Regions from separate parts of the Mus musculus genome. Here region 1 is linked to region 2. Evidence: chromatin contacts called from ENCODE Hi-C or POLR2A ChIA-PET data. All regions are on one chromosome and are shown on one strand. The core of a region is the stretch at or near the end of the contact, and the rest is flanking DNA. Distances in the headings are between cores, read along the strand shown.

Evidence for each region. A loop is a pair of places that touch in the nucleus more often than their neighbours do. ChIA-PET counts read pairs that join two places held with the same protein, here RNA polymerase II (POLR2A).
Region 1: a map of v-Abl transformed pro-B cells shows a loop between it and region 2 (4-fold over the local background). The contact joins the promoter of Ak9 here to the promoter of Gtf3c6 in region 2. A Hi-C loop is called at or near these places in 1 of 37 maps with a recorded cell type or tissue (v-Abl transformed pro-B cells). POLR2A ChIA-PET finds 5 or more read pairs at or near these places in 1 of 5 experiments (embryonic stem cell).

What each region holds. Positions count from the first base shown.
Region 1 is chr10:41,298,976-41,306,257 of GRCm38, forward strand. Ak9 (adenylate kinase 9) reads left to right here and starts at 4,959. Exons shown (of 40, transcript NM_001370813.1): 1 at 4,959-5,030. It overlaps Fig4 (FIG4 phosphoinositide 5-phosphatase), which reads right to left and starts at 4,266. Exons shown (of 23, transcript NM_133999.1): 1 at 4,012-4,266. The coding sequence starts at 4,077.
Region 2 is chr10:40,253,844-40,260,661 of GRCm38, forward strand. Gtf3c6 (general transcription factor IIIC, polypeptide 6, alpha) reads right to left here and starts at 3,869. Exons shown (of 6, transcript NM_026113.5): 1 at 3,736-3,869; 2 at 3,370-3,450; 3 at 558-621; 4 at 421-465. The coding sequence starts at 3,816. Rnu3a (U3A small nuclear RNA) reads left to right here and starts at 4,625; the gene lies at 4,625-4,836.

The DNA of each region.
Region 1 (7,282 bases), core at 3,709-6,208, 1.0 Mb after region 2:
TTAATATCAACATCCTTCTCTAACTCCAATTTTATGTAACATTTATCTCTGAGGTAATTTTCTAAAGAACTTTTTGTCTAAGTAGGTATAAAAAGACCAGAGAAAAGAAATAAAGTAGTTGGTTGAATGATTTGGCTTCCAGAGCTTTGTCCCATCCATTCATCCATCCATCCATGGGCCCATCCAACCATCTATCCACCCATCCATCCACATGTATATATATCTGTCTATATGTTTGTGTGTGAGAGTATATATATGTGTATATGTAAGCATGCATGAAAACATGAATAAGTGTGGAGTTGATTGAGACAGATGGTCAGGGCAGGCCAGAGTGTGGGTGTATGAATGTTTAAATGTACATCTGTCTGTGCATATTTGCCTCTACACAGCATCTTAATTCTTTTCCTTTCCTTCCTATCTGGTTCACAAAGAGTTAACCAGCTTAGCCAGAAGGATTTCTAGCTGATTGACCAGAGAAAGGAGCACCAGCAATAAATCTTTTCACTTATTCCCTGCTGTTTATGGTGGGGATGCTAAACAGTTTCTCACCTCAGAGGAACTCAGGCAGGCAGGTTAGCTATCAGCTAAGTAAGTGACTTAGACTTAAGACAGGTGTGAGGTTTGTATATGCTTGGCCCAGGGAGTGGCACTATTAGAAGGTGTGGCCCTGTTGGAGTGGGTGTGTCACTGGATGTAGGTTTTAAGACCCTCATCCTACTGCCTGAAAACCAGTCTTCCACGGCAGCCTTTAGAACAAGATGTAGCACTCTCAGCTCCTCCTGCACCATGCCTGCCTGGATGCTGCCATGTCCCTGCCTTGATGATAATGGACTGAACCTCTGAACCTGTAAGCACCCCAAATTAAATGTCATCCTTATAAGAGATGCCTTGGTCATGGTGTCTGTTCACAGCAGTAAAACCCTAACTAAGACAAGAGGTAAACATTTTCTTATTGTACAACAACCCTAAATATCTCATAAGACATATTACCCTCACCGATGTTCTTCCCCCTCTGCTACTTCAAAATGAACCAAGAACAAGAAAGAAGACCCTCGGGGGCTTGCCCAGAGCAAGTGACTCCATGATGATCTGACAGCATAAGTCCAGGAGGTGAAGGTGTGGCTAATGTCTCAGCAAAATGGAAAATTCTGGGACCTTCAGGACAGCCCTTAAGGCTGCAGAAAAGAGCTCTAAATACATGAGTGATATATATATTCAACTATGCAAAATATAAGGATACAATATGAAGTATGAGGGGTTTCATGAATCTAAAGACCAAAGGCAGGTACACTATGAGCCAGCTTGTCAGAGAGATACAAAGGCAGGCAGAGCAAGTTCAAGGTCAGACAGAGCAAGGTTAGGCCCACGAGTGGTAGAAATTGTAATTTCAGGGCAAGGTCCCACCCAACTAGATCTTTTGTGCTTAACAAAGGCAGACAGATCTCTGAATTCTTTTGCTACATTAGGGGAAAAAAATGTATGCTTGCTGTCTCTTAAGAATTAGAGTAAATGACTGGATTGCTATGTAAAATAAGACTGGACTTTGTGTTCTACAGGAGATGAGCTATCCAGAGAATTTAGGATAAAAAGAACTGCTTGGAGAACAGATAAATATATAGACACACATACAGAGAGAGACAGAGTGAAAGACGGATGGAGACACACACACACAAGCAAGAAGAGCATGGACAGAGAGGTCTCTTAGAATATAGACAAAGAGATCTCCAGGGAGAAAGCGGAACACAGCAGCCTGGAAAACTGGATCAAGCAGAACACAACTTGGATCCACAATCTGACTTTCTCTTGTCCTTCTTTTCACTGCTTCCAGACACCCCTTCTCTCAGAACCCGTCTCCAGGCTGAGGCTGGTCCTTGGCATCTAAGCCTCCAGGTGACTGCACCACAGGTGACATTTCAACTGTAACTTCTGAGACCTTCAGGCAGATCCGATCAGACTCTCAGTCTACTGAAATTACTATCTAGATCCACTAACCTGGGGGGTAACTTGTTGCAATAGGTAAGTCACGTAAGACCTGCATTAGTTGTCCTGGCAAGTTTTATATCAACTTGACACAAGCTAGAGTCATATGAATGGAAGGAACCTCAGTTGAGAAAATGCCTCCATAAAATCCAGACGTAGGACACTTTCTAACTAGTGATAGATGGGGGAGGGCTCAGCCTGCTGTGGATGGTGTTATCCTTGAGCTGATGGCTCCTGGAGTCTATAAGACAGCAGGCTTAGCAAGCCTTGAAGAGCAAGCCAGTAAGCATCACCCATCCATGACCTCTGCATCAGTCCTGCCTCCATGTTCCTGCCCTGTTTGGGTTCCTGTCCTGACTTCCTTCAGTAATGGGCAATGATGTGGGTGTATAAGCTGAATAAATTCTTTCCCAAGTTTCTTTTTTTTTTTTTTTTTTTTTGGTTTTTCGAGACAGGGTTTCTCTGTATAGCCCTGGCTGTCCTGGAGCTCACTTTGTAGACCAGGCTGGCCTTGAACTCAGAAATCCGCCTGCCTCTGCCTCCGGAGTGCTGGGATTAAAGGCGTGCGCCACCACGCCCGGCTCCAAGTTTCTTTAGTCATATTTGTTTCATCACAGCAATAGTAGCCCTAACTATATTATAAATGAATTTAATATAAAACATGATAACATAAAGGCTAAAACTGTGAATCTTTTCAGTGAGACAAAGCAAAATATCATCATGGCCTGGGAACAAGCAAAGAACATGAAAAGCAGTAAGCACACACACACACACACACACTGAAAATAAGGGTCAGAAAATCTTGCCCATGTTTATAAATCTAGCACTGGGGAGGTCAAGACAGGAAGATTATGATTTTGATACTATCCTATACTCTCTCCCTCTCTCTCTCTCTCACACACACACACACATATAGTTAAGTTAAATTTCATCAAAATAAAACACTGGTGTGGAAACTTGGTTTAGTGGGTAAAGATTCCCAGGGCCCACTGAAAGCCCCACACAATAACACATCTCTGACCCCAGGGTTGGGGGTGCGGCGTATAGACAGGTAGAGCCTGGGCGAGGGACACTCATTGGCCAGCCAGTCTAGCAATATGGGAAGCTCCAGATTTAATGAGAGACATCTAGGGTCAACCCCTGGCCTCCAAACTCCTCCACGTGGGCACACATACCCACACACATGTACATGCACTACACACACACACAAATAAATTAAATTAAATAAAATTTCTAACAGGGTTTGTCGTCCTCAGCAACCGAGTTTTCATGGGTGCCACTGAAGACTTGTGGGAAAAGAAATTCTGTTTTATAAAGAATAGCATCTCAGCCAGGGCCTCAGAATGCTCAGCTTACCGGTGGGCTAAAATTCCCATGTGACAGTTTATTTACTCTCCTATTGAAGACTAGCCACAGTTCACTGAATATACCAAACGAGATACTCACACCCTAATATCATAGTGAAGGCCAGATTCAGATAAACCACACTATAGCAACTTTGTTTCCCAAGCACAGAAATGAGAAAAAAATAAGTTCTATTAGCACCGCTCTGCAAGCCAGAGAACTATTAACAGATGCGTCCGGGTCACAGAACCTCGAATCCCAGCAAAACAGTGCATGTGATTAAGACCAATCACGGTGATAGTATACCATGAAATCGCAAAATAGAAGCTACCTGGGCCAAGTTCACATTTTTTTTCATACCCCCTGACTTTACTGTAAGGAGTGGACTCAAGAACTTCAAGATTATGGGAAAGCAGAAAAGAGGAACTCTTTCAGAAGCTGTGTGCAGTTCCTGTGTGCCACAGCACCTGTCTGCACGCACTTCTTCCAGCCAGCCACATGTTCCTAAGCAAGACAGACCTGCAAACCATCCAGTGCTTGACTGCATGGCCCTGGCGGCCGAGCCTGCAGCGGCGCTGGGAGGAGAGGAGGGAGTACGGGGTGCTGCCTCTTCCCGACGACCCCACAGGGTGCCCCGATCCCCGCAGCGCAGTCCTCCCGCCCCGTCCCGTCGTTGTGGGTACTCACAGCTCTGGTCTCATACAGCACCAGCTTCTGGACCGAGCTGATGATGGGGGCAGCGGCCGTGGGCATGGCTCCAGCCAATGGCGGCCCCGCCACAGGGCACCAGGCCGCGGCCCAGGTCGTGACAGCGGCGGGGTTCCCCCTGGAGACAGAGCGAGGAGACCCCGCAGACCTCCAGCACACCAGACACAGCTGACAAAAACAGTGTCAGAACACCAAACGTTCAGCAGCGGGCTCGCCGGCTGCTTCCGGATTCCCTCAGCCCCGCCTCCCAACCAGCCCAGCCCAAACCGGAGGGGCGGGGCTACAGGATCACGGGGTTGCTGAGGGCGGACGCTAAGGGTGCCATCTTTCTTAAGGGCAGGCAAAAAAAAAAAAAAGAAAGAAAGAAAAAGAACCTGACTTATGTTGACCTTTAAAGAAAAGAAATCAGATGATTGGGTTCTCCTTTTGGAGCGGTTTCTCCGTGTTGTAATTGGTCTGTTTCTTCCTATATACTCTTTATTTTCCCGAAACCTGTCTCCTGGATGCCTGTGATTTTCCCCTGTTTTGTCGCCTATTTTATCTCCACGAAAGTCAATAAAGTTAATATTGTGGCTGTATGGCCCACAAATCTTTCTTAATTACATAAATGTGGCGCCTTTGGTATTTGCACATTTTATGTGTGAGGCTAACGGTCTGAATTCTAAAAGGGACCGTGCTGTGTAGGGCGAGCGCGCTGCTGTTAAGAGTCAGTTCTAGTTAAGATAAGGTTTTCGCGTTTGCTGTCTGGGCATAAGTAGGTAATATATGCACTCGCTCTGTTGGTCACCTCTACACTTTGGGAAAGGTGTTTTATAATTATGACTACATTTAAACACAGGCTTAAGAATTCACTTTGAATTACAGCTCCACCTCCCGAGGCCCCGCCCTCCAAGAGGCTCTGCACGCCGCCCACAGGTTTCCAAGGCAACCGCCTAACAGCTACCTAGAGCCTCAGTAGAGCCTCAGAAGATAGCTGCTGTCGCGTCCCCGGTCCACAGGTAAGCAGAGGCAGGGAATTGTCCACATTCTGGGTGCATTTTGCCATCAGTTGCAGGAAAGTACACTTCCGGCGGGGACCCCACACCAGTTGCTTTTCTTGCAAAGTTAAACCACGATCTCTTCATAAATCGACTTTTCAAAACCAGTTCTCCTTTTAGCTAAGGTATTTATCTCACAAATGCGGACTAAAGACTTGCCTGCCCCAAAGGGTAACAGTGGCCGCTAAAGTAGCACAGGCAGGAAGTGCTAGGTTTCACAGGGACCCCTCGCTATATTCCAGAATTCACCGCTAGAGGGCTCTCATACTGAAAAGAAAAAGGTAATTATTAAAATACAAACAAATAGCTGAAGAGGATATTAAAGTTTGCTGTAGATTCAAGGCAGGACGTTACAAGGTTTTTAGAGTATGATTATCTATTATCTATTATTGGTTTTGTTTCAGTTTGATATATCTTTTTTATTGAGAAACTAGAAAGAAAGAGGGCAGGAGTCTCAGTTATGGCATTTTATGCTGGTGGGGGGGTGGGGGGGTACGTGCGTGTGCGTGTAAGCCAGAGGCTAAGCCAGCAAGCCCCAGAGATCCACTTATCTCCATCTTGAACTGCATCTTTTAACTTTTCCATTTCACAATGGAAACCAGCTCTTCCCAATGCAAGCTAAACATCTGCAGAGCATTTTGGTTTAGGAAAGTCACTTTTTAAAAATAAATAGTTCTGATTTTCAAATATTGTTTTCCATTATTATTTTATACTACAATGGAGCACTTCCCTTTGAGAATTTTCTTAGTTTACATCACCCAGGAGCCAAACTGATAACAAACAAATGTGCCAAGTTGTTTCTATAAGGGTGATCCCAGGAACAGAAGCTGGGCAGGGAGGGGCTCTTGGAAAAGGGGGTATTGTCACACAAGCTTCTCTGTCAGCTAAACTCACTGGGAAATGGGGAGTACATACCTTGGAACCATTCCCTTTCGGGGGAGCAGGCGGGGAGGGACGTTGTGTTTACTCGCCAACTCCCGTGTATTACTGGTTGAAGCCTGCTAGGCAGAGCTCGGTGTCTTGGAACTTCCAATTTGCCTGAGCTCAAACAGAGGGGACGTGGCAGCTGGAGGAAGTTCATGGACAGAGCCCACATGCTGGTATCCAAAAGTCCAGCAGTGACCTAGAAAAGTTGCCTGACATGCATGAGGAGAGATCTGCTGTACTCCACCCTGTAACCACTCACACCCACTGTCCCCACACCAAGGTCACACCAGCCCAGCCCATCACCAGTCCCTGAAGACAGTAACTCGAGAAGTTAATGAGGTCAGCTGCAAAACCCCAGGTCTCTAACCGCTCACTCATCTCCATCTCTAACATTTCTAGGTCTTCCTTACTCTTGGTCAAAACTAATGTGAGTCTAAGCTGCTTGCCCTGCTTCCATCCCTGTGTCATGGCATGAATATACATCCCAGAGAATCCTGAGTTTAAGATTACCTTTGCAATCCCAACTCTATCATACCAAACCTGCCTCCCCTGCCAGTACAACTCCTCATGGACTTGTGGGGCCCGAAAGGGACCAGTTGATAACAATCGTTTTAGTTTTGAAAAACCTTGACTGAGATCCTTGATACAACCATCTCTCCTAGCAAACAAATCCAGTCTGCTATCACCAGAGTCTAAAACTGTGAGAAATTTCCCAAATCAATCACAATTGCCCAGGTCAACCACAAGGTGGTGGGGATAAGATCCACTTCTCCTGTTTCTTGGCTCAAAGCATTTTTCTAGTTTTGAAGTACACTGGCTGTCTCTATCCCGTACAATACTAAAAAGTGCTGTACCAGGACCTTTGAGAGGTCTGTCCAACACACCAGTGACTTCTAAGTGAGCTGGGATGTGTGTGGTAGAAAAAGTAAATCTCACATTTACACACGCATCTTACAATCTTTACTGTAAAGAAAATCCTTTGATTTAATGCAATATTATATGAGCTTCGTGATGATAAATGAGACAGCCCAACCATTTGTTAGCTGTGCTGGCCTACAGACTACAGATAGGGAAGGCACACTCACCTTCCCCCACCCCCATGTCACTGGTCCCTCACAGTGGGAAGAATCCTGTATAGCCAGTCTGTCAATGATAAGAGTTCTTGCTCCTCAAGAGATTGTATCATACCAAAGTCTTAGCCTCATCTCTGTGGAGATGTAGAACATCGGTTGTAGCGACTACTGTGAAGGAACCTTACTAAATCATGGCATAGTCTTAGCCACTTC
Region 2 (6,818 bases), core at 2,619-5,118:
CTATATACATTGTATATCTGAAGCTAGGCATAGTGGTGTATGGCTATAATCCCAGCACTATGGAGGCATGAGGATTGTGAGTTCAGAGCTAGCCTGAGCTACAGCTTGAGCTGATAATGAACCACAAGAACACAAAATAAAGAACAAAAGGCAAAACAAGCAGTATGTCTGGAATAATCTGTAGAAAAAGGTCGTCTTGGGCTGGTGAGATGGCTCAGTGGGTAAGAGCACCCGACTGCTCTTCCGAAGGTCTGGAGTTCAAATCCCAGCAACCACATGGTGGCTCACAACCATCCGTAACAAGACCTGACTCCCTCTTCTGGAGTGTCTGAAGACAGCTACAGTGTACTTACATATAATAAATAAATAAATCTTTAAAAAAAGAAAAAAAAAAAAAAGAAAAGAAAAAGGTCGTCTTACCTCGTTCAACACCTTCTTCAAATATAACACAGGTACCAAGCGTATCTGCGGGGAAACATGAATCAAGTCAGGAAAGGCTGCAGTACATCTCTGAGAACCGTGTGAAAAAGAGGCTTTTGTGTCGGGTACCGCCATACCTTCATACTCCCCAGCAAACACATAGCTGTCCACTTGCATGATGGGCCTCTCCGTGTCAATTCCCTATAACAGATTAAAAGACAAAATCCACCATCATTTAAAAAATGCCCTTGGGGGGTTAGAGACATGGCTCAGTGGTTAAGAGCACTGACAGCTCTTCCAGAGGAACTGAGTTCAATTCCAGCAACCACATGGTAGCTCACAACCATCTGTAATGAGATTGGATGCCTTTTTCTGGTGTGTCTGAAGACAGCAGCAGTGTACTCATACACATAAAATAAATTTAAAAATCTTTTAGGGCTGGTGAGATGGCTCAGCAGGTAAGAACACCCGACTGCTCTTCCGAAGGTCCGGAGTTCAAATCCCAGCAACCACATGGTGGCTCACAACCATCTGTAACGAGATCTGACTCCCTCTTCTGGAGTGTCTGAAGACAGCTACAGTGTACTTACATATAATAAATAATAAATAAATCTTTAAAAAAAATATTAAAAAAAAATCTTTTAAAAATGCCCTTGGCATGGTGGCGCATGCCTTTAATCCCAGCACTCGGGAAGCAGAAGCAGGCAGATTTGTGAGTTTGAGGCCAGCCTGGTCTACACAGTGAGTTCCAGGACAGCCAGGGATACACAGAGAAACCCTGTCTCGAAAACAACAACAACAACAACAAAAGCCCTTGGAACTGGGCAGTGAAGGACATATCTTTAATCCCAGCACTTGGGAGGCAGAGGCAGGCAGCTCTCTGTGAGTTCAAGGCCAGCCTGGTCTACAGAGCTAGCTCTAGAACAGCCAGGGCTACACAGAGAAACTCTGTCTCAAAAAACAAAAACAAAACAAAATAGAAAATGCCCTTGTGAGGTCATCCTGGTCTACATAGTGAGTTATAGGACAGCCAGGGAAACACAGAGAAACCCTGTCTTGGAAAACCCAATTAAAAAAAAAAAAGAAAGAAAGAAAAAAAGAAAGAAAGAAAGGAAGGAAGGAAGAGAGAGAGACAGACAGACACCCGGCGTGGTAGTGCACGCTTTGATCCCAGCACTCGGGAGGCAGAGGCAGGTGGATTTCTGAGTTCGAGGCCAGCCTGGTCTACAAAGTGAGTTCCAAGACAGCCAGGGCTATACAGAGAAACTCGGTGTCAAAAAAAACAAACAAAAAAAAAAAATGCACCTTGGACTAGGTGTGATGGGCCATGCCTTTCACACTTGGAAGGCAAAGAGGCAGACCATCCGTGAGTCTGACACAAGGCTGGCCTCAGCTCACTGAGATATGCCTGTTTGCACTTCCTATGCATTGGGTGGGATTAAGAGTATGTCCATGCTGGAGAGATGGCTCAGTGGTTAGGAGCACTGACTGCTCTTCCAAAGGTCCTGAGTTCAAATCCCAGAAACCACAAGGTGGCTCACAACCACCCATAATGAAATCTGACACCCTCTTCTGGTGTGTTTGAAGACAGCTACGGTGTACTTATTTATAATAATAAATCTTTAGGCCAGAGCAAGCAGGGTTGACCAGAGTGAGCAGAGGTCCTAAATTCAATTCCCAACAACCACATGAAGGCTCACAACCATCTGTACAACTACAGTATACTCATATACATAAAATAAATAAATAAATCTTTAAAAAAAATGTCCACCATGCCTGAGTGGACTTTCTGTTGTCGTTTTGAGACGGGGTCTCTCTGTGGGTCTGTCTGTCTGTCTTAGAACTTGCTATGTACACCACACTACTCATCTCTGATTGGCATGTTGGGGTAAGTGGCAGAAATTAACCTGTTTAAATATTTGAAGCCAAGGATTTTGCCCAAAAATTTTGATAACAGCTTTATCCCCCATCCCTACCCCCATCCCCCAAAGACAGGGTTTCTCTGTGTAACAGCCCTGACTGTCCTGGGACTCACTCTGCAGACCAAGCAGGCCTCAAACTTAAGAGATCCGTTTGCCTCTGCCTCATGAGTGCTGGGATTAAAGGTATGTATCATCATCAGGCAATAACGTAATATTTTAAACTGTGTCTTCTCCAGGCATTTTGAAGACAGGGCTTTCTGTAGATCAAGGTGGCCTAGAACTTACTATATCATTAAGGATGACAATGAGCCAGGCGGTGGTGGCGCACGCCTTTAATCCCAGCACTTGGGAGGCAGAGGTAGGCAGATTTCTGAGTTCGAGGCCAGCCTGGTCTACAAAGTGAGTTCCAGGGCATTCCGGGGAGTTGGGGGGTAGGATGACAATGAACTTCGGATCCGCCTGCCTTGGGCTCTCCAGTGCCGGCATTACAGGTGTGCACCAGGACAGCCTGCTCTCATGCTATTTTTTCCTAATTGGCTTGTGAGGAGTGAGCCAAAGACACACCAAAGGCATGGTGAAGCAGGTGACATGGGTACTTGGTGACCGGCCGGGCAACACTGCATACATATCCACACTTAGACCAGAGTCTGCGTCCAGACTAGTACACTCAACTGTGGTACTATTGGAGGATAGAACTGAGGCCACGCCCACTACAAGGAAGGCAGGCACTGCTTAACAGCATGGATTAGGCTTTGTCCTGAAAGTCCCCCAGAAGTTTCATACAAGGTGTTTTGCTCTTTCTCTCCAGCCACACATTCAGACAGTGAAGAAGAAGCAGTCAGGCATTTTCTCTGCTCCCATAGAATCCCTCCCTTGTAACCTACTCTTCTGGTATGAGCCTGGAGCGTTTGATCACTGCTTTGTAAGGTGGGATGAACGTCTCTCTCTTTGTGGACAAGCATATCACCTTTTAGTCTTGTTTTAACTTTAAGAAAATCTACAACATTCCCCGAATTCTAAGACTCACCAAAATCTTGCATTTATTTTCACATTTGGAGAGAAAGTCTGAATCAATGATTCCTGACAATTCTACCAGAACAAACTGCTCCTGGTGGAAGAAAGCAAAGTTAATAAGGTAGACAAGGGGCAGTAAATAAGAAATGCCCCAAATTTCTCTGTGAAAACTCGATCCAGTTTCTGGTGGAAACCGATTCTTTCTAGAATGGGTAAACCAGAACTGAAGCTAGCCCTCCACGGCTTCTCGGGCTTCGGAAAGCCAGCGAGCTGTCTACCGGCCTCCCTCCCTCCGTCCGCATCCCAGACTCCCTTCCCCACCCAGGGGTGGCTCAACCAAGACCGCCCGCGCCGCAGGCCTCTGACCCTCGCTTACAACCTCCTCTAGCTCCTCTTCCTCCTCCTCCAAGTCCTCCCAAATGGGATCCACTGCCGCCGCCATAGCGTTCGGAGACGCCATCACTGGCCACGCCCCCTGTGGATGCCATTTTGGATACGGGCAGCGGCGTCCGGCTTCCGGCCAGAAAGCAAGATGGCGACGCCAGGCTTCCGTAAGTGGGTCCCACGTGGAGACTCGACACGCTCCGAGCTTCGGGAATTTAGGGTATTTAGCCCCACTTTGAAGAACGTGGCTCATAGAGCTCAGGCTACACTGAACTCAGTAAGTAGCTGAGGATGAGCGTAATCAACTGCCTCCACTATAAAACAAAACCTCACGTTTATTGTCTGCCGAAGGAGACTAGAGGATCAATGGTGGCCTCCACTTTTCATCCCAACATCTAAGGACGCGGGAGGGAGAGGATTAATGCAAATTCTAGGCCAGAGTGGCTACTTAGTTAACACAAACCCAGCAGTGACGCTACTGGGACAGGGTGGAATTCAGACCGCAGAGGACACAAATCAACACCCATCTTAAGTAAAACGCAGCCTGAGGAGCCGCACCCACCCTTTAAAACTGGTCCGGAAGTGATTTTCTTAGGATGACTGAAGACACTGGCGTGTGATTGGCTATTATCCTCAATATGTTAATTATGAACTTGATTCTGAGTTAGTTTACAAGTCATAAGTATTCAGAATGAGTTTTTGTTTTTGTTTTTTTTTTTTGCAAAATAATATACGAACACAGCTTCGAAAGTGCATGTGTATGGTATTCCTTAGGAGAATATTACGGGGTTTTCGCGGGGGGGGGGGGGCGGGTGGGGAATGTCACCATTAGTTAAAAATGTGCTGTCAGAGGTGGCCTCGCGGCGGCTGGCAACGCTAAACTAAGACTATACTTTCAGGGATCATTTCTATAGTTTGTTACTAGAGAAGTTTCTCTGACTGTGTAGAGCACCCGAAACCACGAGGAGGAGACAGAGTGTCCTTTCCTGAGCGTGAAGCCGGCTTTTAGTGCTGCATTTTGCAACTGCTATCTGCCATTGATGATCGTTCTCAACTCTCTTGAGGGTTGAGAGGGAGAGGACACAGTCTGAGTGGTTTCTTTTATATTTAGTTGAAAGTTAGAGTAGATGCTTTGGTCCTGAGCTACTAAATGGATATCTTTCCTCTTGTATTTTACATGGCTTATACTGTGTAGCCCGGTCATTCCTCTCTGTATGGTCCCAGACGACCTCCAACTCAAGTTCTGCTTTCTGCCTGCCTCAGCCTCCTAAGTGCTGGGGTTTAGGGTGTTCACTACAGCCTGGCTGACCTGCCTTTCTTGTTCTTAGTATGAATGTAGTTATAATGTTCACGAGACCATTAACTGCAAGAAAAATTTTAAGTGCTTATGAACAACAAAACAGGAAAGAATTTTGTCCTATTAGTAGTTGTGTGTGAAGTAAACTTAGGTCTTCTGCAAGCATGACTGAAGCTCCTTGCAGAGGAAAAAAAAATCTATGAGGAAGGCTATTAACCTGAACTAGTAAATAAAGAATATTAAATGTGATAGTGGTCGCAATATTAAGACACTGCCACTAGGAGGCGACAAGTGATTTAACAATCTGCTCCTTCTTGCTCTTTTACTTGGAAAACTTATATGAGAATTTTTATTTTCTCCTTTTTGTTGTTGTTGTTGTTGTTGTTTTAGTTTTTCGAGAGGGTTTCTCTATGTAACAGTCCTGGCTGTCTTGAAACTCGTTTTGTAGACCAAGCTTTCCTCGAGCTTACAGAGAGCTTCCTGCCTCTGCTGGAATTAAAGGTATACACCACCATACCAGGCTTAAAAATATGTTTTATAGCAGAGTTCTTGTAAAAGAGCCTTTAGAGGTAACATCTTGTCTCAGAAATGAACATTTTGCACTTACATAAGAGTAAGATACAGTAAGTTTTTGTTTTTTCTGTTTTAAACTTGTACTTTACTTGTATGAGAAAATGAAGTGCAAGACTCGGAATGTAGCTCAATTGTAGGGCCTGGAACCTTCAAAACCCTTGATCCTTTCCTGGTGGTGATGGCCCACGCACTCAGGAGTTCAAAGGCTAGCCTGGTCTACAGAGTAAGATCCAAGACAACCAGGGCTACACAGAGAAAAACCATCTCTCTGGGGGCGGGGCGGGGCGGGGCGGGACGGGGCGGGAACTACAAAGTGCAGGATAACTTTGGCTTCAAATTTCAGCTGCATCACAATGTGCTGAAAGGCTTCTCCAGATCTCTGAAGCACTGCAATCTAATTCTGGGAAGTTCAGTATAGGACAGATAGCAAGTGTGCAGGTTATACTGATGCTCTGTTCTAAGGAATTCAGTTGAAAAACTCTGATAGAAAATAATAGCAAAGAGCCATTTGCAAGCAGCCATGTACAACTAAATACTGAGAGATACTAAGCATCCCAGCTCGATAGAGAGTAATAATAGCTGTGAAAATAAAATGTAATTCTTTATTTTTATTTCATTATTTTTTGTGTGTATGTGTATAGGTGTTTCACCTACATTATGGTTTGTGCAACACACATTCAAACAAAAATAGCTGGGTGTGATGGCACAAGCAATTGTGATGTCCCAGCATTTGGGCAGATGGATGGATGAATCTCTGCGTTTGAGGACAGACTGGTTTACATAGTGAATTGCAGACCAACCAGCCAAGGCTTTGTAGTGAGGTGCTGTTAAGAAATAAAAAAAGGTGGAGGAGATCATGAGATTTGCATATGATGCCAGCATCTATGATGAAATTTCTCTGATTCCCCCCAAAGGGATGTGGCCCAGTTAGCAGAAGCCCTGACGCTGGAAGCCCTGACTCCATCTCTAGCTCCACACAAACGTTGCGGTGGTGCTTACCTGTTTTCTCAGAACTCCAGAGGTGGAAGGGGGAGGGGAGGAGAAGAAGCCATCACAACCATGTGGTTGTGAGCCACCATGTGGTTGCTGAGCATTGAACTCAGGAGCTCTGGAAGAGCAGTCAGTGCTCTTAACCGCTGAACCAAGCCTGAAAGGGCTTATTTTTAGGTCCCAATTTCAGGTTATAGTCCATCTTAGCAAAGAACAAA